7 separate regions of the Homo sapiens genome follow, and all the other regions are linked to region 1. The links are chromatin loops, found by intact Hi-C in ENCODE. Cell type or tissue: endothelial cell of umbilical vein. All regions are shown on one strand.

The links. Peaks named below come from ENCODE experiments on the same cell type or tissue, not always from the same donor. Only the 100,000 strongest peaks of a DNase experiment are listed, where the experiment ranks them.
Region 2: a loop joins it to region 1, with 17 times the contacts of the local background. A loop is called at or near these places in 45 of 110 quality-filtered maps.
Region 3: a loop joins it to region 1, with 10 times the contacts of the local background. A loop is called at or near these places in 5 of 110 quality-filtered maps.
Region 4: it touches region 1 in a loop (18-fold over the local background); 2 of 110 quality-filtered maps call a loop at or near these places.
Region 5: it touches region 1 in a loop (13-fold over the local background); 95 of 110 quality-filtered maps call a loop at or near these places.
Region 6: it touches region 1 in a loop (3-fold over the local background); 33 of 110 quality-filtered maps call a loop at or near these places.
Region 7: it touches region 1 in a loop (30-fold over the local background); 12 of 110 quality-filtered maps call a loop at or near these places.

Annotation. Positions count from the first base shown.
Region 1 is chr6:21,587,857-21,591,856 of GRCh38, forward strand. No RefSeq gene overlaps it. Among named protein-coding and RNA genes, the nearest start is that of SOX4, 3.9 kb to the right of the region's middle. RefSeq lists enhancers at 1-581, 1,349-1,448, 1,459-1,508. In endothelial cell of umbilical vein, a CTCF peak has its summit at 1,587 (motif pointing left); DNase peaks (open chromatin) are centred at 5, 585, 965 and 1,565; H3K4me3 peaks cover 1,792 bases; H3K27ac peaks cover 1,602 bases.
Region 2 is chr6:20,873,424-20,877,423 of GRCh38, forward strand. The region is part of intron 9 of CDKAL1 (CDKAL1 threonylcarbamoyladenosine tRNA methylthiotransferase); the gene reads left to right. Among named protein-coding and RNA genes, the nearest start is that of CDKAL1, 340 kb to the left of the region's middle. RefSeq lists an enhancer at 3,658-4,000. In endothelial cell of umbilical vein, CTCF peaks have their summits at 580 and 2,125 (motif pointing right); a DNase peak (open chromatin) is centred at 2,148; H3K27ac peaks cover 1,703 bases.
Region 3 is chr6:20,809,820-20,813,819 of GRCh38, forward strand. The region is part of intron 8 of CDKAL1 (CDKAL1 threonylcarbamoyladenosine tRNA methylthiotransferase); the gene reads left to right. Among named protein-coding and RNA genes, the nearest start is that of CDKAL1, 280 kb to the left of the region's middle. RefSeq lists an enhancer at 542-1,136. In endothelial cell of umbilical vein, no CTCF peak of the experiment used is centred here; a DNase peak (open chromatin) is centred at 1,572; H3K27ac peaks cover 1,834 bases.
Region 4 is chr6:20,950,872-20,954,871 of GRCh38, forward strand. The region is part of intron 9 of CDKAL1 (CDKAL1 threonylcarbamoyladenosine tRNA methylthiotransferase); the gene reads left to right. Among named protein-coding and RNA genes, the nearest start is that of CDKAL1, 420 kb to the left of the region's middle. In endothelial cell of umbilical vein, a CTCF peak has its summit at 2,349 (motif pointing right); DNase peaks (open chromatin) are centred at 1,990 and 2,330; H3K27ac peaks cover 1,482 bases.
Region 5 is chr6:20,562,401-20,566,400 of GRCh38, forward strand. All of the region lies in intron 4 of CDKAL1 (CDKAL1 threonylcarbamoyladenosine tRNA methylthiotransferase), which reads left to right. Among named protein-coding and RNA genes, the nearest start is that of CDKAL1, 30 kb to the left of the region's middle. In endothelial cell of umbilical vein, a CTCF peak has its summit at 1,977 (motif pointing right); DNase peaks (open chromatin) are centred at 2,081 and 2,551; H3K27ac peaks cover 941 bases.
Region 6 is chr6:20,782,839-20,786,838 of GRCh38, forward strand. All of the region lies in intron 8 of CDKAL1 (CDKAL1 threonylcarbamoyladenosine tRNA methylthiotransferase), which reads left to right. Among named protein-coding and RNA genes, the nearest start is that of CDKAL1, 250 kb to the left of the region's middle. In endothelial cell of umbilical vein, no CTCF peak of the experiment used is centred here; no DNase peak of the experiment used is centred here.
Region 7 is chr6:20,402,654-20,406,653 of GRCh38, forward strand. The region is part of intron 1 of E2F3 (E2F transcription factor 3); the gene reads left to right. LOC124901482 reads right to left here and starts at 119. Exons shown (of 3, transcript XM_047419652.1): 1 at 1-119. The coding sequence starts at 119. RefSeq lists silencers at 1-360, 561-1,180. In endothelial cell of umbilical vein, a CTCF peak has its summit at 2,069 (motif pointing right); DNase peaks (open chromatin) are centred at 928, 1,278 and 2,098; H3K4me3 peaks cover 2,396 bases; H3K27ac peaks cover 2,228 bases.

The DNA.
Region 1 (4,000 bases):
CTCGTAACTGCGCCCAGGGCGCAGCCTCTCCCTGTTAACTACCTGCCATATGTTCCCTTCTCTCAGACCCGAAACCGCCTCCTACAGGTGCTGGGGACTGAATCTGGAGCTTCGGGCGCGGCCCTTGACAAGGGCGCCTGGCACCCTGGGGCGCCTCCGTGGCCCTCGCAAACTCAGAGAGCCCCCACCGTCCAGTCTTTCCTGCACGAGCGAGGGATCGAGGGAAGGCGCCAATGCACGTCTGTCCCTCCGTGATCCGCGCAGAAGGGACGCTTGAAGACTGGGGTGCAATGAATTGTCGACTTCCCTCAGCTCTCAGCCCTTTTCCTCCCCCCGCGCGCCGTGCACGCGCAGCCTGCTCTGCCCTTCTGAAAGAGACGCTGCAGCTGCGCTCTCAATGGGGCCTCAGCCTGCGGGGTCCGGGGAGGGGATGAAGTGGGTGGTTGCCCAGCCGGTGTACGAAGGTCGTGTGCCTGCCGAAGAGTGGGTCCCACACGCACAGCGCGCGCCGTACCAACCAAGCAAGGCTCACAGAGAGCATTTAGTCGTCCAGAGCAAAGGATGCTGGGCACTCAAGAGAGCAGGGGGCCAAGTGGCTGTCAGTTCTGGTCAGTGACGGAACTGGACAGCATCTCCAAGGGCCAGGGGATGGGGTAGGAGGACGGAGGAGCCAAGCTCCTGGGAAACGACCCCCCCAACCTATCCGCGACCGGTTGCAAATTCAAAGGAGGGCTGGGAGCCCGCGAGGGTGCGGGAGGTGTCCTCGCTTGGGCTGCGTCTGCGCCCGCGTTTGTGTGTGTGTGCGCGCGCGTGTCTTCAGCTCCTTCCCCGGTCGTAAAACCTAAACGGAAGACGGGTGTTAAAATGCTGCTGACAGGATCGCCTGAAACATGTTTACAGTAGGAAGGACTTTCCTCCAGAAAGCACAGTCTGAGTCGATTCCAATTTATTTCCTCCCTGTAACTGTAAGCGAAAGGAGAGGTTCGGCTGCCGCGGCGGAGCGAGGCTGAGCACCATTAATCCTTGGCGAGCTTAAGCCAGGGAGAGCGCCGTGCCTGCGAGACCGAGTCGCTGCGCTCCGGAAGGCGTTCTGCCTGAAGGAAACCTCTTTTTTTTTTTTTTTTTTTTTTTTTTTTTTTGAGTAGGGAGTGGCCTTTGCACTGGAGTCCTTAAGTAAGGCGCGTCGTTTCTCTGCAGCCGCTCTCGGAAGCCGGAGAAACTGCATTCACTTTAGCAAGAAGACAGGGAAACTGAAATTGATAATCCCCCGAGTTGGGTTACCTGATCCAGACAGGAAGCTGGTCTAGGCTTCCCCCGTCACCCGGAGCTCCTGACAAGTGAGCAGGAGGCGGCGGGTGGTTGCCCTAAACTTTGATTTATGAAAAAAAATCAGAATTCATCGACATACCCTGTTACTCGTTGAGCGTTTAAGCCTCTAACTAAAGAAGGTACAGTGGTAGGGAGTGGTAGGGGGGTCGGGAGAGGAGGAAGGGGGAGAAGAAAGAAGACTGACTATCCCCACGATTTCCTACCTCGCCTCGCGGGCGCAGGGAGGCTCAGCGATGCCACCTGGCGGCTGCTTCTCCCCAGATTGGGAGCCGGCTGGCTGCAGACAAACCCAGGCTCTCCCCGGGTGCCGTGCCTCTGCCTCTAGAATAGAAGCAGAAGCCTGTATTCATGCTTGCAATCCAAGTGGCCCTGCAAACATTCGTCTTCTGCTTGTTTTCTTGAGAAAATCGAAGGAAAGGAATAATGAGTTGGCATTGGCATGAACAGCTTAAGCCTACTGTGTGCTAGTCACTGGTTATGAGAGGAAAATGGTACAATTGTTAGAAATGCAGGTTTCTTAACTCTTAGCTTATTCTAGTGATAAAAATAAATGCTAGGTTTCATTTACCCCAGAATCCTATTTTGATATTTTGCAAATATGAGTTATTTCCATATATTATTTTTCAATGCACGCACCCCCACCCCCATTACGCGCTGAGCCCAGTTACAATGCAATGTCATCAGCCCAAAAGGATGAAGTGCAAGTTATGTTTGTCTACTTGACTGAGAAGTAAATCAGCCTCACATGGAGGCTTCTTTTCCATAAAGTGTGGAACCAAAAAAACTGGCGCCTTTCAGTTGACAAAGGCCAATGACATCAGATTTCCCAGGGCTTCTTCCTTGTCAGGTAAAGTAACAACTACACAGTTTTTCCTCCTCTTTATTTTATTTGAACTGAATACTTGTCAGGTCTGACTAGCGCCTACAATCATAGTTTCTATAACCAAGGCAAGGCAAAATCTTGCAAATCAGTGCAAATCCAGATTTGTTAAACTAATTTCCATTCAGGTCCCTCCCTCCATGCCAAAGGAATATATTAAGCAGTGGAATAGAATCTTATTTCATCTATGCCCCATACCATTGTATGGATGTGAGATTTTATGTTGTGTAGATGTGTGAGAGCAGAAGAAATGCATTAGCAGATATTACACTTACATCTCAAATGGAATTCCATCATTTAAGGGAATAAAATAAAATACCTAATTCAAAATTGGAAATGTCTAACATCATTGCTAACAAAGACAGTTTATTATTCTAAACCAGGATTTTTTTTTTCTGCAAAATTATCTTGGCTTTCTCTTAATACAGCTAAAAGACTAGCATTAAGAATTACTTCATGTACTGCAAAGCCAGCAGAGGGAACACTGCGTACTGATTTAGTAGGGGCCACCAAATATCTGGTATTTGGGGAAAAAAATGTCAGTAATGGAGAACTGATTACAGAGCATATGAAGTTAGGGAATGAGAAGGGAGAAATCTTTTCTCATTATTTGGTATTGAGAGGTCCAACACATTCCAGTGTGCACACACTTAGTTGGTCACAAAGATGACTTTAATAAAAGGGCATTCGTCATATGTTTTCTTACATTCTAAGAGAACTAACCCATTAGAACAGATCTATTTCAGAAGTCTAGGCACTTGTGTAATATATAAATATATATGCAGTAATTATAAAGTCAATGGAAGTTACTGATACCATATTTCATCAAGTCTAAGAGGAAATTTTTCTTTTCATTTCAACTCTTCCTGAAATAAGGAGGCATCCTACATCTAGGGGGATATCACAGTTTCATTGGCAGCTTTCTTCCTTGGTGGAATGTAATATAATGGTGTGTCTTAAAATTTGTTGGATTTGTTGAAATACAGAAAATACATGTAACAAAAGAATGAGGCCAGTGGCTGTGTTTTAGTACACCCTTTAAAAAATCCATGTGTTTTAAGCAGAAACATATATGACTGCTTTAACTTCCACTCTTCCCTATCATATTCGATGATGGAAGCATAAATGACTGAGAAATATAATCAATAATGTTGATACTCAACTTGACTGAATTATCAAACTAGCTACACCCTCAAATCATTAGTTAGTACAAATTCAAAAATAAATATTCTTTTTTATTCTAGTGAAAATATTGATCTTATAGATAATAGCCCTCTTAAAATAATTTTTTTTTGTCAGATTGGTAACATTTAAGGATGTGTTTCTATGCACACCAGAGAAAATGTAGTATATAACACAGCAACACTGTTATGCAAAAAAGGTGCCTGTGTGTTTTTGGTTTGGGTTTTTCTTTTTTTAAGGATTTGTTTCTCCTTTTTTAAAAAAATTATGTAATACAAGTAGCTAATCGTCAAAAATTATTTGCTTTTACCCACAAAAACAGTTTTGCTTGTGGTTGATCCTTACAGATCCAGTCAGATGGCTACATAGGGTGTTCTTTCCAGTAAAATTCTAAGTCTGACAACCTGGGCCTATTGCCAGCCTACATACTTTAAAAGTTTGACAAGATACATAGAAATTTACTACCCAGCACTAGTTTAATCTGAATCAAAAGCCGACTTAATTATTTTGGATTGACTTTACCTAACCACTTATGGTTAGCCTGAAGAATATTAGTTTCCTATTATAGTGTTAAGGAAAGCTGATTTTTACTACAATTCTAATTTTCAG
Region 2 (4,000 bases), 710 kb before region 1:
TCTTACATGCCAGACATTGTGATTATATTTATAATCACGATCACATAAGAACCTTACTGAGTATGTATGTAATTTTCCTATTTTACAAATGAGACACAGAATCACAAAGAAGTTAAACAATTTCCTCAAATTTACATAGCCAGGAAGCGGTAGTTCTGTGGCCCATGATCTTGATCACTCTGTTGTTCCCAATAAGTGCTGATAATCAGTATTTAGAATAGGGGCCATTAGAGATACTTGCAGGAGGGCCATTGTCCCACCCTCACATCCACCAAGGCCCCCACACATTGTATTTATTTCCGTGGGTGTTTTAAAAGGCAGTGCTTTGTTTCATGTTACAATTTTTGTAACCTTGCTTAATTTTTAATATTCTTTGAGCCTTAAGAAATCTAAGAGACCAGGTTTCTCTTAACTTCCAAGAGGTCCTAGTGAGTGATTGCAAAAAAATTGGATTGCAGTGCATCGAGTTGCTAAGGGGAGGTGAAAGAATCGAAGTAGCTAACATTTGGAGGTTAAGGAGTAGTAGGGCAGGTCCGGAATTCTGTGTGGAAGGTGCTTAAGGGTGGCAGTCCCAGATGGGGGAGCTGTGGGTTTAAAACAAGCAGCCTGATTTTACTTAGAATTATGTTTGTTTGTACTGGCTTGAAGGACGTTGGGCCTGGGATATAGAAGTAAATAATTGGGGTTAGAGGTAGAGTTAGGGGGAGATGGCTAAAGCCCCATAAAAGCTACTCTTTGGTGCCCTCAACCATGGAAACAATGGAAATGGTATGGTAGATGATGAAATTGTATGGAGGAAATGGCATTTTTACATTGGGGGCTATTTATCCATGTTTCTAGATGAAAAGGAACAAGGAAATAGCAAGTTTTTTTGTTTGTTTGTTTGTTTTTTTTTTGAGATGGAGTCTCGCCCTGTCGTCCAGGCTGGATGATAGAGTGGTGTGATCTCAGCCCATTGCAACTTCCGCCTCCTGGGTTCAGGCGATTCTCCTGCCTCAGCCTTCCAAGTAGGTGTGATTACAGGTGCCCGCCACCACGCCTGGCTAATTTTTTTTTGTATTTTTATTTTATTTATTTGTTTGTTTGTTTGTTTATTTTTAAACTTTTTTTGAGATGGAGTCTCACTCTGTAACCGAGGCTGGAGTGCAGTGGTGTGATCTTGGCTCACTGCAACCTCCGCCTCCAGGTTCAAGCGATTCTCTTGCGGAGCTGGGATTACAGGCATAAGCCACCACACCCAGCTGATTTTCTGTATTTTTAGTGGAGATGGGGTTTCACCATGTTGGTCAGGCTGGTCTCGAACTCCGGGCATCAAGTGATCCGCCTACCTTGGCCTCCCAAAGTGCTGGGATTACAGACATGAGCCACCGTGCCAGGCCACAATATTTTAATATTCCTGAAAAGAGGCATCTTAATAGATGAGAGGGCGACTTCAGAAGAGATGGGAAAGGAAGGTAATGTTAGACAAACAAAAGATTAGGGACATTCCTACTCTGATACAAGAAGGAGCAAAGAGAGGTTGTGTCAAAAAACTTGAGATATTTTGAACTGATGGGAGGAGGGTTAAAGAGTTTCAGAATAAATAATGTCTAGCAGGCCGGCGCGGTGGCTCACGCCTGTAATCCCAGCACTTTGGGAGGCCGAGGCGGGTGGATCATGAGGTCAGGAGATCGAGACCATCCTGTCTAACAAGGTGAAACCCCGTCTCTACTAAAAATACAAAAAATTAGCCGGGCGCGGTGGCAGGCGCCTGTAGTCCCAGCTACTCGGGAGGCTGAGGCAGGAGAATGGCGTGAACCCGGGAAGCGGAGCTTGCAGTGAGCCGAGATTGCGCCACTGCAGTCCGCAGTCCGGCCTGGGCGACAGAGCGAGACTCCGTCTCAAAAAAAAAAAAAAAAAAAAAAAAAAGTCTAGCCCTTTTGATAAGTAGGTGGCAAGACATGCTTCCAAGTAAGCACTGAGCATTTGAAGAGATGGTTACATATGACTTGATCATTCTGTATCTTTGTAGACCTTTGAATTGATAAAAGAAAAAAAATAGTGCTTCCCACTCTTATAAAATGTTTCAGTATGTACAGTTATAATATTTCATGTTCACCATTGTCTCTGAGATGTGGGGAGGGGGGTTGGAAGATTGATTCCAGGAGAGGGCAGCAGCGCTGTAAGCATTTAATTTGGGTATATCCTTTCTCTGTTCCCTTGGCTTTTAAAAATTAAGTAATAATGTGTTCTCTGTCTCTATTACCTTCACTAATGAAAAAAAATAGGGTCTGTAAAGCTATTTAATAATCTTACAATTTATTAATTTATTAGTTTCACATTACTAAACATGGCAATTGTGGAAAATACAAAGCTACTGAAAATTATCCTCATATATAATAGATCTATTTGAAACATTTTGGTATGATTTAGACCCAGTTTTGTCCTGACTCTGTGTGTGATTTGTATAATAAGAAATTGAAAAAAAGGCTTACTAGCTTAAATAGCTTTAAAAATATAAACTGTGGGAACATAGGACTAATTGGGCTTGTTGAAAGAATTTTTAACAGATAAACATTAATTTTTATTAAGCACAGACCGAATTGAAAAAGGCTAAACTTACATGTTAAAATAATTTGGCAATCTAACTGCAGATTCAAAATTTCTGAAAATGTAAATAAATTAAAATGTAGGCAGTGTTTTACCATCTGTAATGAATTAGCATTCCATTTTTACCAGCTGCTGCTGGGGTTTTTGAAGCTGACTCAGGATCTGAGCACCCTGGTGGGTTTCTGCTGATAAATATAAGAACCTGTAGTTTAAAACTGGCAGAGCTGGACTGGGGATTAGAAAAGTCACTGCAACTTTAAGCAGCAGATTCTTTCACTTGGGGCAGGATGTAAGGGTGTACTTTCTCTAAAGATGCCGTCAGTACAAATGCGGAGGATAGATTACTACTGCTTGCTGCTAACATGACAGGACATTCAGGGTGCCACTACTGTTGAGTGTGGAGTCAGCCTTGGAGGAAAAAATCCCCAAAACCTTCTTTGGCAATTGTCTCTTATGTAGTGGACATATTTTAGGCAAAATGACAGCATTTGTGCATTGATGGGATTAATGCTTCATTCTAAGGATTAAATTCGTTAATATTTTTTCTTTGTGTACTTTTTTATTCCTAAAACTTTTATTTTGAGCATGCAGGAGACAGGGATTTCTTGGAAAGAATATGAATTTTGAAGTCAGGCAGACCTAGATATGAATGCAAATTCTGTTGCTTCTTAGCCACTTGTAACAGGCAGGCGTAGAATTCAGTGTGTAATCATTAAACATTTTGTTTTCTTTCCTCACATTGGTGAGGATAGTTTTCTTTTGAGTATTTGCTTTAGTGCCTTTAATTAATGAAAAACAACTAGTTAAAAGGTTGGCTAATTCCTTTATGATATACACACACACACGTACACACAGAGCTACCTATCTCCTCTCTTACTTTTTATTGTCAGTCTTTTTATTACAAATTAGTCTTCTACATATTATAAATTTAAATGCTAACTAGAACCAGCTAAAAAGTCAATACACTTGTTCAATCAACACTTTTATTTAACACATAGTATGTGCTGTGTATTGGAAGGTCTGGTGATGATGGTTCCAATTCTGGCCTTCTGAAGCTTATATTCTAAATGGAGGATGCTGTAGACTGCTGTGAATACGGTGGAATCAATAAGCATTTACATTGTGATGGGAAAGACTTTTGTGGTTAGGGAAGCATTCCTGCAGGCAGTGTTGTAAAATGTGGAGCACTTTACAAAAAATATGTTCATAATAGCAATTACGACTGAGGGATATGAAAACACCTCAACTGTTAAATAAGCATGGTGATTCTGACCTGGACAGATTTGTGAACGTCATCTACAAGTCTTTGCCATCTAATATCTGATGAGATTTAGGGATTTTTAGCCTAATATCTTGAAAGTATCCTTGGAGTTTTCAGATCCTCACTTTGTCCAAACTTGCTGTCCTGTTC
Region 3 (4,000 bases), 780 kb before region 1:
ATTCTTAGCTGGTTTTTGTCTCTTTTAAGATATGTAACTTCCTTAAGATATTTTTACTTTTAAGATCTTATGAATAGAAATTATTCAGAAGTATTTACTATATTTAGTATTCAAATTTTAACAAATACAAAATGGAAAAACAAGCATCAAGTTGGTTTAAAGATAGATGAAGACATTTCTAAGGAGGCTGAATCACATCTAAACTTTTAGATGGACAGCCCCGCAGACTGATAGTGATCCTTCAATTGTGTCCTATTTTTCTACCCTCTGCTCTTCCACAGTTTTAACTCTTTTAAACCATTATAGAACACTTCAAACACATAGAAAGAGAAGATGGTATAATGAACCCTCAAGTACTTACCTAGCTGCAGCAATTATCAACTCATGGGCAATCCAAATTATTTTATCTGTCTTCCACCACCCTTGCCCCTTCTCTTGCCCCAGCACAACTAAATTGTTTTGAAGCAAAGTGCAGGAGTTGTTGTATCATTTAATTAGTTAATATACCAGTTATGTGTTTGAGACCAGCCTGGGCAACATAGTGAGAGTCTCTCTCTCTCTCTCTCTCTCTGTCACACACACACACACACACACACACACACACACACACACACACACACACACACGTGGTGTCATGTTACGCACCTGTTGCCTGTGGTCTTAGCTACTCGTGAGGCTGAGGTGGGAGGATCGCTTGAGCCCAGGAGTTCCAGGCTGCAGTGAGCTATGATCATTCCACTGCAGTCTAACCTGGCTGACAGAGTGAGACACTCTCTTTTTAAAAAAAAGATTATGTGTGTATGTATGGGTGTGTGTGTGTGTGTGTGTGTGTGTGTGTGTGTGTGTAATATATTGCTAAAAAAAAAAAGTGTTTATTCATTCTCTCTCCTCTCTCTGGAAAACAAAACAACCCAATAACATTGTCACATCTAAAATAAAATTAATTAGGTTTCCTTAATATCATTAAACATCTAGTCAGTCTCCAAGCTTTCACAGTTAGTGCTCTTGTTCATTCGCCCTCTTTATCTCCTTTTCTCACCCACCCTACCCCCAGTATTTACAATTCTTTGTTTTGAATTAGGACCCAAACAAGATCCCTGCAACGCTTTGGGTCTGTGCCACCACAGCTCTGGTTCTTTGTCCAACTTGGCCATCAGACTTGTAAGACTGAAATGGCTTCAATACTATTTTTATTTAGATTCATGTAAGGAATATGAGCAGGAGACATAGCAGGTACAACGTCTTCATCTCAGGAAACCTAGCAGTTACCCTAATGTACAGCTCTTTTCTCATCTAAATAGAATATTTTGACTGCCATGGACAAGAGCCAAGGTGTGTGGATGCTACCTTATCAAGCAAAGACCCAGCCTTGATTTTTCACTGATTTTTTAGGTCATTTTAGTTAAGTAGGCCCAAGGCCTGTGTACCATTTCCTAGCTTTCTCCATCCGGGGCAATTCTATACAGCAGATGAGGCTGACTTAACATTCTGCATTTATCTTAATTCTGTTGTTACCAAGGAGATAAATGTCGAGACGCTGAGGTCATTCCCAGGAAAGTCTGACTCAGCCCTGGCGAATGTTAACCCTTTACTCACCTTGTGTCTTAAGTATCTTTTTGTCTGTTGTTTCATTTTTTTCTTTCTTCGTTTTTTGCAGTTTATTTAAGGAAACCATTTCATTTGTCCTGTAGTTTTCCACATTCTGGATTTTGCTAATTGCATCCTCATGGTGTTATTTAATGTGTGTCTTTATCCCCAGATTGTGTTGTAAACTGGAAATCAAATCTAGGCACTTGACCAGAATTCAGCATTATGGCAAGCATGCTTCATAGCTGGTGCTGTACACTGCATATTACATCATAACAGGGTCTCATGTCTACTCCTCTTACTTTTGCTAATCTGCGGGTTATGTGTTGTTAACTTGATCCAGCCTTTGTAAGATTTTATCAATTTTTTACCTAGTAGTAAAAAAAAAAAAAAAAAAGCCTGGACTGTTGGCTCAATTAGGGGCAGACAAACATATTCTGTAATGGGTGAGATAATAAATATTTTAGGCTTGCAAGTCACAAAAATGTCTATCAAACAATTTTGTTTCTTTTTACATCCCTTTACAAATATAAAAGCCATCCTTAGATCCCTGGTCATACGTAATCAGGGTATAGGCCAGATTTGGCAAGCTGGCTATAGTTTGTCGACCTCTGGCCTGGATCCATTATTTTATTAAGGATTGCAAAATTTTGATATTTTAATTTTATTGCTTCTTCATGTTTTAGTTGGAATTCCTCTGAAAAGAATTTTTTTAAAAATTTGGTTACCCTGCTTTATAGTTTCTATAGAAAGGTAGGACGAATGCCTAATTCCTTTGGTTTTATTTAAGATATTAAAAAATGAATTGGTTCTCCAACATTCTGCAAAGGTAATTGTTAAGTATTATGGTTTGTTTTTGTTTTAATTTTTAACCATGAATCATTATGCACTTGGGGGATTTTCTTTAGAAAAGCATTTCTAATGTGCTTCAAACTATTGCTTATTGGCTAGTGGAGGCTCCTTCAAGTTGGCTCCTATTAATAGATTATTTTGACATGCTGTCAGTAGTCTTTCTAGAGCGTTATTTGAAGAGTCCGACTTACGTATACGTCCATGAAACCATCACCATAATCATGATAATGAACGTTTTCATCACTTCCAAATTTTTCTTTTGCTATTTTATAACTCATTCTTCTCTGCATCCCCATCTGCAGAGAACTGATCTGCCTTCTGTCAGTATAGATTAGCTTGCAGTTTCTAGAGTTTTACATAAATGAAACTATCCAGTACGTTCCCCTATTTTTCTGGTTTCTTTAATACAACCTAACAGCCTAGATTGTTAGATTCATTTGTATCATTGTATATATGATGACTGAGTTCTTTTTATTGCTGAGTAGCATTTCATGGTAGGGCTATACCAACATTTGTTTATTCGTTTACCTGTTGATAGATACCTGGTTTGATTGTGTTTTCTGATTTACAAATACAATTTTTTTAACATTTATTTGTGAATCTTTCTGTGGACATATGCTCCCATTTTTCTAGGGTGTGGTATGGCTGAATTGGTTGTACCATTTTATATTTACACTAGCAGTTTTTGAGCGGTCCATTTGCTTTACCTTGGCACCAACACCCAATATGTTCTGTCAATATTAGCCATTGTAGTGAGTATATAGTTATTATACCTCAGTGCAATTTTAATTTGGATTTCTTTAATGACTAATGATGTTGAACATCCTTTCTGTCTCTCTCTCTCTCCTTGTCTGTCTCTGTCTCTGTCTCTCTCAAGAGAATCTTGCTTTATAGGCCAGCTTGGTCTCAAACTGTTGGCCTCATGTGATCTCCCCACTTTGGCCTCCCAAAGTGCTAGATTACACAGCCATGGGCCATGGTGCCTGGCCTCAGGTATATTTTTAGGTTGAGTGCCTACTCAAATCTTTTGTCCTTTTTTATTGGTTTGTTTGGCATACTATTTAGTGCTAGGATTTCTTTTATATGCTAGATACAAGTTCTTTATTGGCTATGTGTTGAAAACATTTTTCTCTCATTAGGTTACCTGTGTTTGCATTTACTTAACATTGTTTTTTGAAAAAGCAACAGTTTTATATTTTGATAAAGTCCAGTTTATGATATTTTCAAGTATAACTTGTACTTTTTGTGTTTCACATCCAACCTAAGGCCACTAACCCTTTCTCCTGTTTGTCTTTTCTCCCTAGAAATTCTGTAATGTTAGCTCTTATATTTAGGTCTGTTATTTGGTTTCAGTTAATTTTTCCATGTTGTATGAAATAAGAGTTGAGGTGCTTTCTTTTAAATATGGATATGGAATTGTTCCAGCACCATTTGTTGAAAGATAATCCTTTCCCTTTGTCTTGGAACACTGTCGATACTCAACTGACTCTATATATGTGGGTCTATTTCTGAACTCTCTGTTCTGTTCCATTGTTCTGTATATCTCCCTTTACACTAGTTT
Region 4 (4,000 bases), 640 kb before region 1:
AGGTAGGAGAATCACTTGAACCTCGGAGGCGGAGGTTACAGTGAGCCGAGATCGTGCCATTGCACTCCAGCCTGGGTGACAGAGTGAAACAGTCTCAGAAAAAAAAAAAAAGAAAAGAAAAGAAAAGATGGAGAGTGGAGAGCACACACCGGGTAGTGGGAGGTAGAGTTAGCAGATTTTCCAAGGATTTTTAAATGATGTGTACTTGATGTAGGTTTCCCTGCCATCCAGTGCTCTTTAACTATAGATCCCCATAATCATTATTTACAGTTTTTGTATGTTTGTGGTTATTTTTAGAGACTACTCATGAATAATTGAAACAACTTATCTTGAAAATTTTCCTCAAAGATAAAGCAGGAACTACTAGAGAAATGCTACTTCTTGACTAGATAAAATCAGTCTTCACCCATATTTTAATTCATTACAGTGAAGCTCATACATAGTTATAGTGAGCCATAATCTTTTGAAATTGAATTTTGGCAAAGTTTGATTTTTCAAAGAGGATTTTCTTTGTGGTGAGACTATTTTATTGAGGATATTATCCTTCTTTTATTATCAAACTTTTAGGTCTTCTACTTCCGTCTCCTGTCATCTCAGATTGCTATGGCGCAGAGATGGGAATCTAGCTGTTGGGGTTGCTGTTTATTCAGGGAAAAATGGCTTGTGTTTCATCTACAGGCTGGTCTGTAATTGCTTGGGTAAGATGATAATGGAATCTCATAGCTAAACTTAAGGCTTTTTTCCTGTACAGTGCATTTCATTCTTCCTAGTATTTGCTTTTCCTTTTACCAAAATTAATGCATCAAAAGGATGGTGGACGATCTGATGAACATAATGTTCATTTAAAAAGTTGGGTAGACTGAACAATTTTTGGGAAAACGAAAACAAGTCAGGTAGATGAACAATTTTAGAAAAAAGTAAAATCTTCCCTTGGATGCGTGAAAAAACCCTAATTTCTGTCTCCTACTTTCCTACCCCACCACTTTCTTTTTTTGCATGTATTTATTTTTACAGGCATGGAAGTTTTTAATGGGCATTCACTTCTCTTATCTTAGTTCTTCCTGCTTTTATCTCTTTTTCATTTTCTTTTTTTTTTTTTTTTTTTGAGACGGAGTCTTGCTCTGTCGCCCAGGCTGGAGTGCAGTGGCACGATCTCGGCTCACTGTAAGCTCCGCCTCCCAGGTTCACACCATTCTTCTGCCTCAGCCTCCCGAGTAGCTGGGACTACAGGCGCCCGCCACCATGCCCGGCTAATTTTTTGTATTTTTAGTAGAGACAGGGTTTCACCGTGTTAGCCAGGATGGTCTCGATCTCCTGACCTCGTGATCTGCCTGCCTCGGCCTCCCAAAGTGCTGGGATTACAAGCATGAGCCACTGCGCCCGCCCCCTCTTTTTCATTTTCATGTGTTTATTTTCCTGACATATACTTACCAAATTCCAAGTTATAGTGCAGACTGGGACTATCTTACTGAACCTGACATTGTGTCCATTTTAAGCTAGCCCAGCAGGCCCTTCATTTTGGTCTAAGGCTGTGTTCATGAAGACTGTCCCATTGTATCCCCACCACCAATAGGGATGGATGCAAAGGGTCCAGGACGTTAGTCAGTGTCCCCTTGCCAGCTCTTAGCTAATAGCCAGTTTAATGGTGAATCCATATCTATCGTGAGCTGGAAGAGCTGAAGGGCACACGGTAAGGGCCAAATAAAGGTTTGGATGAATTGAGAACTGAACGTGCAAAGAAATAAAGCTCATAACTGAAGTCCTTAAGAAATGAAGCTTTTTAGGCAAGCACTTCTGTCCGTAAGTCTAGCCAATTAAGTGTGCAGATATAAGCATGTGTCCCAATGTGTGTCCATGAGTGACTACTGAAGCCCTCAGGTGCTCTGGTGACTTCATATGCAAGCGTGGCCTGGCAGGAACTGCCTGTGCTATGACTAATCAGGAGACTTTCCAGGGAAAAGGATGTCAGGCATGGGGATTCCACATTTAGCGTCACTTTTAGTATGTAATGACTTCCATATCCTATTTGAAGGATCCATTCTCATTAGGATTCTTCATGCTTGAAATACACCCTTACAAAAGCTGAACTTTCTCACGTTGACTAAGAACAAGATCATCTTTGACAGATTTTTGAATTGAATTGGCAAAGCAAAATTCTCCTCAAGTCCAAGGGTTTCATTTTGCTCATGCTCTTTCGTTCCATTGTGTTTTAAACCAGGTTGCTATTATATAGAGTATTTTAGCAGCCTTGATCTTGGAAACATCAAGACCATTGTTCCTATTGTTGCTGATTTAGTGTTACAGCTGCTTCCTCTTTATGTGATTTAATTTGAGGTTTCAGCCCACCAGGGGGCTATTGGTCCCCACCTATGCAGCTTGAAGAGCTGGCTGCTGTTTCTCTATGGATGTTATTTCCATTCCTATTCATAGCGATTTTTCCCCTTCTATATTCATCTAGCAACAGCAAGGCACTGTTCCAGGAACCCACACTCTCTACATAAGGCATAACATGGAACCATTTGGATGGAAAAATTATAAATTAAAATTATTCTGTTCATTTTAAAATATTCATATTGTGTTGCTCAAATGCCAGTAACTGGAAAATCATGGATAATGTCCTGTTTTTATAACCTCTTTCAGAATGTTTTAAAATCTGTTTATGTTGTTACTTAGCCATCTCTTTTCCTGGAGTGGATTTTGTGATAAGATTTTGTTAAAAAAAAGATTGTATGAGTCCAGCGCCTAATGGCAGATATAATATTAAAGATGATACCACTAATTTCAGTCCACTTTTTAAATAGAAAAAGATTTATTCCGTGTACAGAGAATATTTATAAAATTGTACACCTCTAAAAATAGCCTATGGACATGCCAGACTATTTCTTTGGAGGATAAAGCTTTTTATTAAATGATTAAGATTAAGCAAAGGTTTATTATTTCTGGAAGTAGGTATTTAATTTAAACTATGAAAACCCATATATCCATAATACTACTAATTTTCAGATGCTAAAAATATCTTCAGCTTTTAAAATGTATTGAGCTTTTTATTTTTTAAAAAGCTTTTTAAGTGCTCTTTTTTCTATGTATTCTGTTCTCAATGCTAAGTTATTGATTCTTTAATTTGGGAAAACTAAAATCTTATTTCTATCCTTGTATTTTCCATGTTGTGTGGGTGTGGGTGAGGATGTGTATGTCTCAGAAAGATAGACAGGCAGGAAAAAGTGAAAATGTTTTCATATGGTTTAGTTTTTTGCTGAAGTAATTATATTTCTTATGCTAAAGGAAAGAATAGTGATTGGAAATCTTTTTGCTGTGTTTTTTTCTACCTCATGGAACATATTAAGAGGAGCGAAGATCTTTATTTTATGCTTTTTTATTCTGTGAGTTTTAAGTCCACGTTCACATAAAAGCCATGTGTTTTATTTGTTGTCTCTCTTGGCTAGGAATATTTAAATGTATTTTTGAAACTCTTCTGTTCTGTCAACTAAAGGTAATTTAAAATTATAATTTTAAGACACTTTCTAGAAACTTATACTTTGGTTCAGGCTAAAGTCTTCAGTTTGTGTGCCTGTGTGTGTGTGTTGAGGTTCTTCAGAAGCAACAAACCACTTGAGCGTGAGCAAATTTCACAGGCTCCCTTCATTGTTTGTTTTAGCCTCGTTAATCATTTGGCCTTTGAAAATAGGCTGATCATTTCATTGAATATGGATTGAGAAAAGTTCTGTGTGCCATGAAAGGCCTGAATGGCTCTTGCTGACTCTGTTTTATTCATTTTAAATAACATGAGGGGGATCCCAAAGTATTTCCTCTGGACTTTTGAAGCATTATCATTGCAGGGTATGATATTTGAAGTCAGGATTCTTTATAACAATAATAACGACAAGAATATATATACATTTTCCTAAAGTCTGATTTGTGGAAAATAGAAAGCAAACTGTCAGTAAACAGGTTTTCCAACACAAACACTCAGTTTAGGCAGCAACCAACTTTTTTGAATGCA
Region 5 (4,000 bases), 1.0 Mb before region 1:
AGCCCTACTAAAGATGAAAAAAGGAGAGCCTGGGGATGAAATTAAATCCATCAAAAAATTCACTGTTGGTCAGGCCTGGTGGCTCACGCCTGTAATCCCAGGCTGAGGTGGGCGGATCACTTGAGGTTAGGAGTTCCAGAAGAGCCTGACCAACATGGTGAAACCTCGTCCCTACTGAAAATACAAAAAAAATTAATCGGCTATGGTGGTGGGCGCCTGTAATCCCAGCTACTCGGGAGGCTGAGGCAGAAGAATTGCTTTGACCTGGAAGGTGGAGGCTGCAGTGAGCCAAGATCATGCCACTACACTCCAGCCTGGGCAATAGAGTGAGACTCCATCTTAAAAAAAAAAAAAAATTCATTGTTAGCATGTTATTTCAATCTTTCCCGGCAAATCATACTTAGAGACAGCTAAGTTTATCAATTCTCATGTCCTATACGGTGCTTTTTCTTGAATATACGGTAGACAAGAGGTAAGGCCTAATGGGTGAAGTAACTACATTTCTGAGTTAGTGTCTAATTGTTTTTGATCACCTAGTTCCATTTGACAGAAGATGTAGTGCTTATGGCTCATCCCATTGACTCTTTCTCTGCTTTCACTCCTTCAGCAGTGTTTTCAGTAGCCTTTTTGGTGATCTTATTGACTTGTCTTTTTTCTGATGTTCTTTTTAATTGAATTGCTATATGATATAAGATGGAATGATTGTGTTTTAACCATGATCTTCAAGTCTGCTGTGTAAAGAACTAATGATTGCAGTTTGAGTAAAATTCTTAGTAACAAGTGAATCAAAGATAAAGATAGATCATTGAGAATATTTTTTTTCTCTCCATGAGGAAGTTCATTATTAGCTAGCTTACAAAAATGAAGGAATTGTGAGAGTGTTCTGGAATAAATGTTATGGCTTAATAAAACTATTCAGAAAATCACTGAACAATACAAAAGTGGAAGACATTGAAAATGGTATATGGACACATCTAAGATCAAAATTAAGCCAGAGAAGCTTTAGGGAGAGTATTTGAAGCTTATCATTTCCATTTGTAACGGCTTTTTATATTGTGGTGTAAAATCATGTGCAAGCCATAAACAAGGGCTTTTAAAAATATTTTTGTTAATTTTTTTTTAGTTTTATAGAGATGGTGTCTCACTGTGTTGCCCAGTCTGGTCTTGAACTCCTGACCTCAACTGATCCTCCCATCTCAAATTCCCTAGTCACTGGGATTACAGGCATGAGCCACCACACCTAGCCAACGAGGGCTTTTTTTTTTTCTCATTAACATAGAGATATGAAGAATACTATATTGGATTAAAAGTTTTTGCATTTGTGAAGTGTAAGCAGCTGTGTGAATGTAGTCAATGTGTATTCTTCATTTAATAAACATAAGTATCTTTTCCTTTCCAAATTATACAAAAAATACTAAAAGCAATCAAACGATTTTTACAGAATCTTAACTAATATAAAAATTTGTTCATTGCTTATAATACAGAATAATTATATAACTTGGCTCATTATCTAAGCTTAATGAATTAATGTTGGAATGTAAAAACGAGCAATTTTAAGCCAGCGATGGCTCAATCATTTTTAACTGAGGGATTTTGGGATCAATTACTAAAATGTTCTGAGCCTCAGTGTCTTTAAAATGTAATGATGCTCTATTAATCTCATGAAATTGAAGTGAAAACAAATGTGAGGTAATATGTTTTTGGAAATATTTATAAGTTTAAAAATAGCCTGCTTGGTACTTGTGCCTGTAATGCTAGCTACTCAGGAGGCTGAGACAGGTGAATTACCTGAGGCCAGGAATTTGAGTCTGTCCTGTGCAACATAGCAAGACCCCATCTCCAAAAAAGCTAATATATTTATAAAGCTTAAATGTTATAAAATGATAAACTGATGGTTTTTGAATTCTTTGCTCTACTCACCTTTCATCTGTTAAAGATGTTTTTGTACAATTTAGCTCAGTTCCTAAATATACCAAAAGATGGCACTGTTTACCTATGTTTAATATTTTAATTTGCATTTTTTGATGAAAAAGTGTGTTGAATGTTTTATCTACAAATGTTTTAAATTGAGGTTATTTTTTTACATTTAATTTTCTGTTTTGTAAATGGATCTTTAATTCATGTAAAGTTTACTAGGACCAGGTTTCATTTTTATTTTGAAATGGTTTGGAAATTCAGATATTTAACAATCATTTTGTAGATATAAACTCCTGTGTGATCCATTGTAATTAATGATAAAACCTTGTATTAATGTGACAGCTAATGTTTCATGGAAAACCTAGTTGCTTTTGTATAACAAAAACCATTAAATTTTTTAAGCCTCTGAAAACAGTCCAGTGATTAAAACATGACAGCCACAAATAAATTATTTATGTGGCTTTTAGGTCACACTGCCCAGGTTTATTCATTTTAGAAAGTTATTTTATCTTAAAAGTACCTTTGAAAATGTAGCAAAACCTTTCATTGCTTGAATTTCCTACTCACAGTTGTGTGATGAGAGGAGAATCTAGGTCCAGGTCCTGCGAAGAGCTTCTCTGGGTGAGAAATGCAAAAATTAGATAATATGAATTTGACTTGAAGTGAGGGTTATTTATATAGCAGGATGTGGTGAATACACTTCCCATACAGTTAGACGGAAACCTCCTGATTGTTCATTTATACAGCCTATTACATCCAATGTAGTTTATGACCTAGAAAGAGAATACAAGTAGGATATTTTTTTATCCCATCAAAGCTATCTATATATATATATATTTTTAAATGAACAGCATTTGTCAGTGATTTTTACAGGGGTGAAAAAGCACAAGACAGTTCCATTACTATTATAAAATGTTTTACTTTTGTTGTGGGGGTAAGTTTAGAAGTCCAAGATATAATAATTTCAGATGTGCTTCTACTGTTTCCTTTACTTAAAAGTAGGGACTATTTTGAGGCAATATAATTTGTATGTTTCAGTTTTTATTTCTCTCTGAAAATCACTTTTTAGGGTACCATGCCTTGGAAAGAAAGTTTACATTTTTTTCCGTTAAAAACCCATCCTCCTAACTCTGAAATGACTGTCTCAGTTACTAAATGTATATAGCTTGGGGGAAGTGAAGGCACAGTTGGCAGTTAGAGGTTTGTTTTTATGTTCATGGGAGTATATGTGCTTATATTTAAATGTTCACTCTTCTAGCAGGGTTTGTTGATGTTAGTAATATGCTACATATGCGATTTGTCTGAATTGTTTAAAAATGCATAATTACAGGAGGATTTGATTATTCAGCAACAGTTCCAGTAGCTAAAGACTATCATATAGATATTTTCTTCCAGTATTTGACAGTGGTTCTGTGAGCTATGAGTAGCATAAAAAATAAAAAGAAGATACTGTGACTCTTTAATACCCTAGAGGCCGTAGTCTTAGGATATTCTTACTGTAGAGATGAAAAAACAGGGCTTCATTAACAAACTGAACTGCTATTTCACCTCTTTTAGTAGATGTGTAATTCTGTGGGTTTGGTAAATAACAAAGGCTTTTTTCCTAAATGATTTAATGCTTTCAGATTTTTGTGGGAAAATTAGAAAAAGCAAAAATGCACTCAGTGATTTTTTTTTTAAACCCCTTTGTTTCTGGACAAATGGACAAAGATAGTTAAGTGTCCCAAAAATGGTTTTAACAGGCTTCCCTCTCCAACCCCATACATACCCTGGCTGTCCATAATTCCAATTTTGGGTAGGTAGTAAAATGTGATATTAGACTACGAGTATTTTCCCTCCAAATAATACTTGTGATTAAAAGAAATGCAATCAAATAGCATTATATATTCGTTATGAAAGAAAGATCTGTCATGCAGATTTTGCCTGGTTCCTTTAGATGCCTTGTAATAATGTGCTAATTTATGCTGATGATCTTGCCTCATGACCCTTCTGTGTGGCCTAGATATGTTAATATGTTATAGCTTTTTAATTTCGATCCTCTGTGTTGGTTGAATATGCTTGTTAGTCCATAGTGCCACTCACT
Region 6 (4,000 bases), 810 kb before region 1:
TAAATTATCATCATGGTACAGATTGCCTTGCAAATTGGACAATAATATTTGGAGTTTGCTGGCTAATCACACTTTCTCCTGAAAAATGCAGATTTTTTTTTCTTTTTTTTGAGATGGAGTCTCCCTCTGTCACCTAGGCTGGAGTGCAATGGCGTGATCTTGGCTCACTGCAACCTCTGCCTCCGGGTTCAAGTGATTCTCCTGTCTCAGCCTCCCGAGTAACTGGGATTACAGGTGCACGCCACCATGCCCGGTTAATTTTTTCTAATTTAGTAGAGATGGAGTTTCACTGTGTTGCCCCTGCTAGTCTCAAACTCCTGAACTCAGGCAATCCACTTGCCTTGGCCTTCAAAAATGTTGGGATTACAGGCATGAGCCACTGCACCCAGCTGAAAAATGCCGGTTTTGTGTGTGTGTTTATGCGGGGCTTTTGGCTAGACACATGCCTTTAAAACATTAGTATTTCAGGGTCTGTCAAACTCTGTTAGATTAGGATCCATTAGGTCTCTGCATGGTAACTTTCCAGGTACGTATTTGGCCTACTGAGTGTCTGTTTTTAACTGTTTATTTTTCTAGTCCCTATGTTCTTCTTCATTTTGTCACTCCCTACTTCACACCCCAGTATTCAGTCTTCCTGAACTACTTGAAATTCTCAAAACTCCAGATTCTTCTCTGTCTTGACTGCAGGCCTCCCTGTAGGTTGAAGGGTTTTCCTGGCATGTCTGTCCTTCCCCGTTCACCTCATGGGTGAGCCTCCTGCACTCAACTATGTGCTCATTTCTTGGGATGTCTGCTTGTTTCTCCCTCCCAACCAGGCTAAATCTATCCCTCACTCTAATTTGTGTCCACAACATTCCCTATGTATCCTGATTATGGCACTTTACACACTATGTCATTTGTATCTTCCACTACAATGTAAGCTCCTTGGGGGCTGAATGTGTTTCAGTTGTCATTACATTATTATCTTTGAGTTCAGTGTTTAGTACAAAGTGAGTACAATTGTCCCTCGGTATCTGTAGGGGATTAGTTCCAGGACCTCCTCAGATACAACATCTATGCATACTCAAGTACCTCATATAAAATGGTGTAGTATTGGCCGGGCGTGGTGGCTCATGCCTGTAATCCCAGCACTTTGGGAGGCCAAGGTGGATGGATCATGAGGGCAGGAGATTGAGACCATCCTGGCCAACAAGGTGAAACCCCGACTCTACTAAAAATACAAAAATTAGCTGGGCGTGGCGGCGCGTGCCTGTAATCCTAGCTACTCGGGAAGCTGAGGCAGGGGAATCACTTGAACCTGGGTGGCAGAGGTTGCAGTGAGCTGAGATCGTGCCACTAAACTCCAGCCTGGAGATAGAGCTAGACTCCGTCTTAAAAAAAAAAAAAAAGTGTAGTATTTGCATATAACCCACTTACTTTTTCCCATATACTTTAAATCATCTCTAGATTACTAATAATACCTGATACAATAGAAATGCTGCCTAAATAGTTGTTATACTGTATTTTAAAAATTTGGCTTCTTTTAATTATTGCATTATTTTTAAGTGTTTTTTTTCTTCCAGATATTTTATTTCTTTTTTTTTTTTTTTTTTTTTTTTTTTTTGAGACAGAGTCTCACTCTGTCACCCAGGCTGGAGTGCAGTGGCACCATCTCGGCTCACTGCAACCTCCGCCCTCCTGGGTTCAAGTGATTCTTCTGCCTCAGCCTCCCGAGTAGCTGGGACTATAGGCGTGTGCCACCACACCCAGCTAGCTTTTGTATTTTTAGTAAAGACGGGGTTTCACCATATTGGCCAGGCTGGTCTCGAACTCCTGACCTTGTGATCCACGCACCTCGGTCTCCCAAAGTGCTGGGATTATAGGCATGAGCCACTGCACCTGGCCCCAGATATTTTCAATCCATGATTGGTTCAATCTGTAGATATGGCACACACATGGATACAGAGGGCTGCCTGCACTCAATAAATATTTGTTGAGTAAATGTTTTATAAGTTATGAGTTCTTGTTGCTGTACATTAATTAAAAATTAATCTTAAAAATATTTAAAATTTTTTTAATGTTTACAATTTTAAATTTTAAAAATTTGCTTTAGGTAACCATTTTCAATAGCCTTTAGGTAAAATTTTTTATGTATATTATTTGAATTTTCCCTCTTGTAGACTTAATGTTTTCTTCAAATGGGCCTGCTCTTTAAAAGATTGAAAGCTCACTGGATTTGGCATCACTCTCATCCTCTTGTATCCTTCACATTAGAGTAGAGTGTTGATCCTCGGTACATTAGCAAATAATGCTTTTGATATTAAGAAAATTTAATCCATATTGTCCCAGAATGAGAAATGGGTTTCTAATTTTCTCAGACTGCTAATCATCTTCCTGAATCAGTTGCAGCCTTATCACTTGCTCTCACATGAAAGCATTCCCATACGTATTTGTCCACACTATCATTCTATAACATATTAGCTTGGATTTCTTTTTCTTTTTTTTTTTTTTTTTTTGAGATGGAGTCTTGCTCTGTCGCCCAGGCTGGAGTGCAGTGGCACGATCTTGGCTCACTGCAACCTCCGCCTCCTGGGTTCAATTGATTCTTCTGCCTCAGCCTCCTGAGTAGCTGGGACTTCAGGCACACGCCACCACACCCGGCTAATTTTTGTTTTAGTAGAGATGGGGTTTCACTATATTGGCCAGGCTGGTCTCGAACTCCTGACTTTGTGATCCACCCACCTCAGCCTCCCAAATTGCTGGGATTACAGGTGTGAGCCACTATGCCCAGCCAGATTTCATTTTTTTCATGCTGGTGGAGCTCATTGCTTTTTTTCACTTACTTTTAAATGTTTTAATATGATTATACTCATAATTATTTTTCAGTAGAAAATGAGCCTTCTCAGTAAAATCCTCACACTTTTCAAAATTTTATTGCTTCCACATTAAATATGTAGATTTCACTTTCCATAAATTTTTCATTTTTCGTTTAGGAAAAGGGTCCCATTTGTAGCAACTTTTATTGTATGTATTAGTAAATTACTGAAGTTACTATTAGAACCATTAGACTTTGCAAAGTTGTTATGCCTTGTTATATTTCTAGCTTAAAATATAAAAGTATGGCTAGGTGCAGTGGATCATGCCTGTAATCCCAGCACTTTGGGAGGCCAAGGCAGGTGGATCACCTGAGGTCAGTAGTTTGAAACCAGCCTGGCCAACATGCTGAAACCCTGCCTCTACTAAAAATACAAAAATTAGCTGGATGTGGTGGTTGGTGCGTGCCTGTAATCCCAGCTACTCGGGAGGCTGAGGCAGGAGAATTGCTTGAACCCAGGGAGTGGATGTTGCAGTGAGCTGAGATCACACCACTGCACTCCAGCCTGGGTGACAGAGTGAGATTTCATCTCTAAATAAATAAAATAAAACAAAACATAAAAGTACATCAGTTGCTTTAGCCAAGGAAGAAGTTGAAAATTTCAGATTGTATAAATTTTGGATGGGCACAGCAGGATACGGTGTGTGTGGATATTTATGTAGAATTTTTTAAAAAGTCAACCAAATGTTATGGTCAGTATCATAGGGAGTCAACATGTGCATGAATGGAAGAAATAAGCTAAGGTTGATAAGCTGTTTTCGTCAGGTCTCCCATTTGTGTGACTCCCTTATTTTTTCTTATCTTTTTTTTTTTTTTTTTTTTTGAGATGGAGTCTCGCTCTGTCACCCAGGCTGGAGTGCAGTGGCACAATCTCAGCTCACTGCAAGCTCCGCCTCCCGGGTTCAAGCGATTCTCCTGCCTCAGCCTCCTGAGTAGCTGGGACTTCAGGCGCCCGCCACCATGCCTGGCTAATTTTTTGTATTTTTAGTGGAGACGAGGTTTCACCGTATTAACCAGGATGGTCTCGATCTCCTGACCTCATGATCTGCCTGCCTCGGCCTCCCAGTGTGCTGGAATTACAGGTGAGCCACCGCTCCCGGCCTTGACTCCCTTATTTTTTCTAGCAGTGGGAATACGGTGTGGAGA
Region 7 (4,000 bases), 1.2 Mb before region 1:
GCCCCGGCGGGAGGTGGGCTCGCACCGCGCGGGGTCGTGGGCGCGCTGCGGGCCGCTCGGGGAGAGCACTGGGCCGAGCATCGTGGGCCTCGGGGGCTGCCCCTCCAACGAGGGTTCATTGTTAGACCTGAGTGCTCTTCCCGGCGCCAGGAGGGTCGGGGGGCTCGGCCAGGCGCGCGGGGCGGCGGGGATTGCCTTGGCGCGAACCACATCAAACACTCCAAAACTTTTCGCGGCCCCCCCTTCTTTTCCTGCACTTTTCCCTACCCCCACTCTCCCTTCCCCTCCAACTCGAAGCTTCCTCTTTCTCGGGCGTAGGAAGGGGTCACGCCCCGGATGGAGAAGGGGGTGGGGGAGGGAGTAGTGAACTGGGGTGTGGGGGGCTCTGAGGGGTTGAAACCGGGGGACTGTTGGGGTGCTAGCCCCCAGTCGGCCTTGGAGGCTCGTTGGCGGCCGGGGGTCCCTGCGGCGTGCTCGGAGCGCAGGGGATCGGCGGGGCTGCGCTTGACACATTTTAGGATCTGTAACTCCCGGCAACAAAGGGGCTGGGGGAGGTGGAGGGGAGTCGGGCGTGGGGGAGGTGGGGCTGGAAGCCGGGTGCGGACTGGGGCGTGGGCTGTCTGGGGTGAGGGGCTCGCGGGCTGGCGCTCTGGCCTGGGCGCATCCTGGCAGTGGCAGCGGCGGCGCCCGCGTGGCCCAAGCGCCCAGGCCTTCCTCGCCGGGCCCCGGGCCTGCCCTTGACCCGCCTCTCCCCTTGCCCCTTCCTTCCCCGCCCTGTCCCCCTCTCCGCCCCCCGGCGACGGAGGGCGGGGGCAGCTGGGTTCCCGTCCCGCCGCCTGGGTCTGTCCCTCTCTCCGGGACCCGCCGGTGACGTTTCGCACACGTGCGCGCAGGACGCGCCTGTGACTGGGGAGGAGGCGGCGGCGGGAGGGGGCGCTGGAGGGGGAGAGGGGGGCACCCACTTCCTCCTGCTCGCCGGCTCCCTGGCCTGGGACGGTCCCGGCGCCCTCGCACCCGCCCCCGGCACCGCCACCCTCCCTCTCCTCTCCCCACCCCCCCACCGGCGCCCGCCCTCGCCCTGCGCCGCCGGTCTGTTCGGCCCTCCGGGCCCCCTCTCCAGCCGGCCCCCCACCTCCCCCCGGAGCCAGGCTGGTTTCGGAAATGCCCTTACAGCAGCAGGTTAGTGACCGGGACGGCTCGGGGGCCGCCGACGCCGCGGGGGCACCGGATTCTGTTGGGGGCTGAAGCGGTGAGGGTAGGCGGTTGAGCGGGGTTTTGGAGTGGGAACGGGGGGTTGGGTGCTCGAGGGAAATGAGTAAGCAAGAAAAATCTAACTAAGTAAATGCCCCGGCCTCCGGTTCTAGGAACCTCGGGGCGGGAGTGTCTGCCCCAGGGGGTGGGTATGGTGTTTACGTGGATTTTTTTTCTAGGGGGCGGATGGATGGGCGATAGAAAACCGGAGGGGGCTTCTCGCCAATGGCCGAGTTGAGCTCTGTTTTCTGTCTTCCTTCCCTTGTGCTGGAGGGGGAGGGGGGTGGGTCAGAGGGTAGGGTGTCTGTAGGATTCCCAGGCCACCCGCCACCCCCTCCCTTTGTCCCTGTAATTTATAAAGCGCCTTTGAGAGATGATTTAGGTCAGTATGCGGCTTCTCTTTTTGTTGGTACTAGAAAGAAGTGTGGCCCGGAGGTCTCCCCTTTCTCCTTTTCTCTCCTTCATTCCCTTCCTCCATGCCTCCGGGTCTTCACCCTCGTGGTGAGGCTTGGCCTCCACGGGGCTAGAACCGAACCAGACTCAGTTAGATCCATGGTAGCCTGATTATACCAGGCGTGGACCTCACCTTGTCTCAGCTCCAAATGGGTTTAATTTTTGGAGAATCAAGATTTTGCGGGAGTCTTTAAGAAAGTCAGCACATAGGCAGCACTTTGGGAAATGGGATGGGTTTGGGAATAATGAGGCGTTTTTTATTTCTTTCCTGTTCCCAGTTTCTCCCCGGGTTCGGTCTTAACTGCTTTCCAGCCCCAGAGATACTTGCTGGGCATGTGTGATGTAGTCTTAGTCAAAGAAGCTCATCGTTTTTTAGTGACTAGGGTCTGCCAGCAGGGGGGAAACGGAGCACAGTACCTGCTTAGACATAGCAGTATCCGGTGTGCTGGGTTTTCAGTCGCAAGAATATTCCATGCTTTTATTAGCTTCAGATACTCTTACTGACTTGACCTAAGCATGTTTGGACATATTTTAAGCATATTTGACCCCTGCACAGTTCTGTTACTATTTCATAAACCTAACCTTAAACAACCAGCTATTGACATACTTCTTGGATTAGATTCACAGATTTGCAGGGGGTAGTTTTGATAATGGGAAATTATGAGAGCTTCAAGTTGATTTTTAAAAAATTTTAACAGTGTTTGTTGGGCCAGGTCCCTAAGACTATCTTTCAAGCCAGGTTTATTATATCTAGTTCATTGTATTTAAGTATTTAAAGTATACTAAATTACCCTCACCATCTTCCAAGTTATTTCAAAACTTTATTCTCCTTGACATGAAATTATTATTCCAGGAATAATAATATCCTTTTGAGTTTATGTGCACACAAAAGGTTTTTCATTACAGGAATATAAATGTTACTCATATACATATTCAGAAGCATTTTTTATATGATTGCAATGTATGCTGAATCATTGGTTATCTGCATTTTTTTTTTTTTTTTTTTTGAGACGGAGTCTCATTCTGTCGCCCAGGCTGGAGTGCAATGGCACGATCTCGGCTCACTGCAACCTCCGCCTCCCGAGTTCAAGCATTCTCCTGCCTCAGCCTCCTGAGTAGCTGAGATTACAGGCGTGAGCCACCACGCCTGGCCGGTTATCTACACTTTTAAGAGCTATTTCTACTGGCCGGGCGCTGTGGCTCATGCCTGTAATCCCGGTACTTTGGGAAGCCGAGGGGGGCGGATCACGCGGTCAAGAGATCCAGACCATCCTGGCCAACATGGTGAAACCCCGTCTCTACTAAAAATACAAAAATTAGCTGGGTGTGGTGGTGCGCGCCTGTAATCCCAGCTACTCAGGAGGCTGAGGCAGGAAAATCGCTTGACCCTGGGAAGCGGAGGTTGCAGTGAGCTGAGATCCCGCCACTGCACTCTAGCCTGGCGGCAGAGCGAGATTCCGTCTCAAAAAAGGAGCTGTTTCTTCTGGGAGGGTGTAGGAAATTTATCTAGTCAATGCATACAAAGTCTTAAGCACTGAATATAAAGTTTGATTTATTGTTTTTCTTATCGAAATTATATTAGACTTCCATGTAAGTCTTCGAATTTTGAATTTTGTTGATATTCTTTCCCTAAGCAGGAAAGACAGGATGGGGAAAGCTAAGTGATTGGCTGAACAAAGACCACCTAAACACTCTGTGTCCAAGAAGAGGTTGAAAAGTCTTCAGGTGGCCAGAGTTGCAGACCTATCTGGTTCTGATCCCAAGTTCTGTCTCAAGAATATCTAAGGACTTAACCAGAAGCAACTTCTTCACCTTTTTTTCAATGGGGGTAAAAATATGAGTACTACCTTACCAGCTGTAAAGCATCTATTATTTACAAATTGTATGTTCATTGGCAAATAACTTAATCTCTCAACTCAGTTTCTTCCTCTGTAACATAGGGACAAAAACAGTGTCACCTTTAAGGTTCTTTTGAAGAGTTAAATATGATAATGCATGTGAACTATTTAGCACAGTGCCTGGCAAAAAGTAGACACCCAGTACAATTCATATTTATTATACAAATGTTAATTTTTTTCTGACTTAGTGAAATAGTGTAAGGCCAGGTGCACATTGTCCCTTTGTTTACATATATGAAGAGAACTGTTAAAAGTCTTTAAGTGATCTGTAATTAATTATTTATGCCCAATTAATTTGGGCTTTTAAATATATAAAACATGGCCATCCTAGGGGTAAAATAGGGACATTTCAGTAAGACACGCCTATATAGAGATAGTGGTGTTGAACTGCCAAGCAT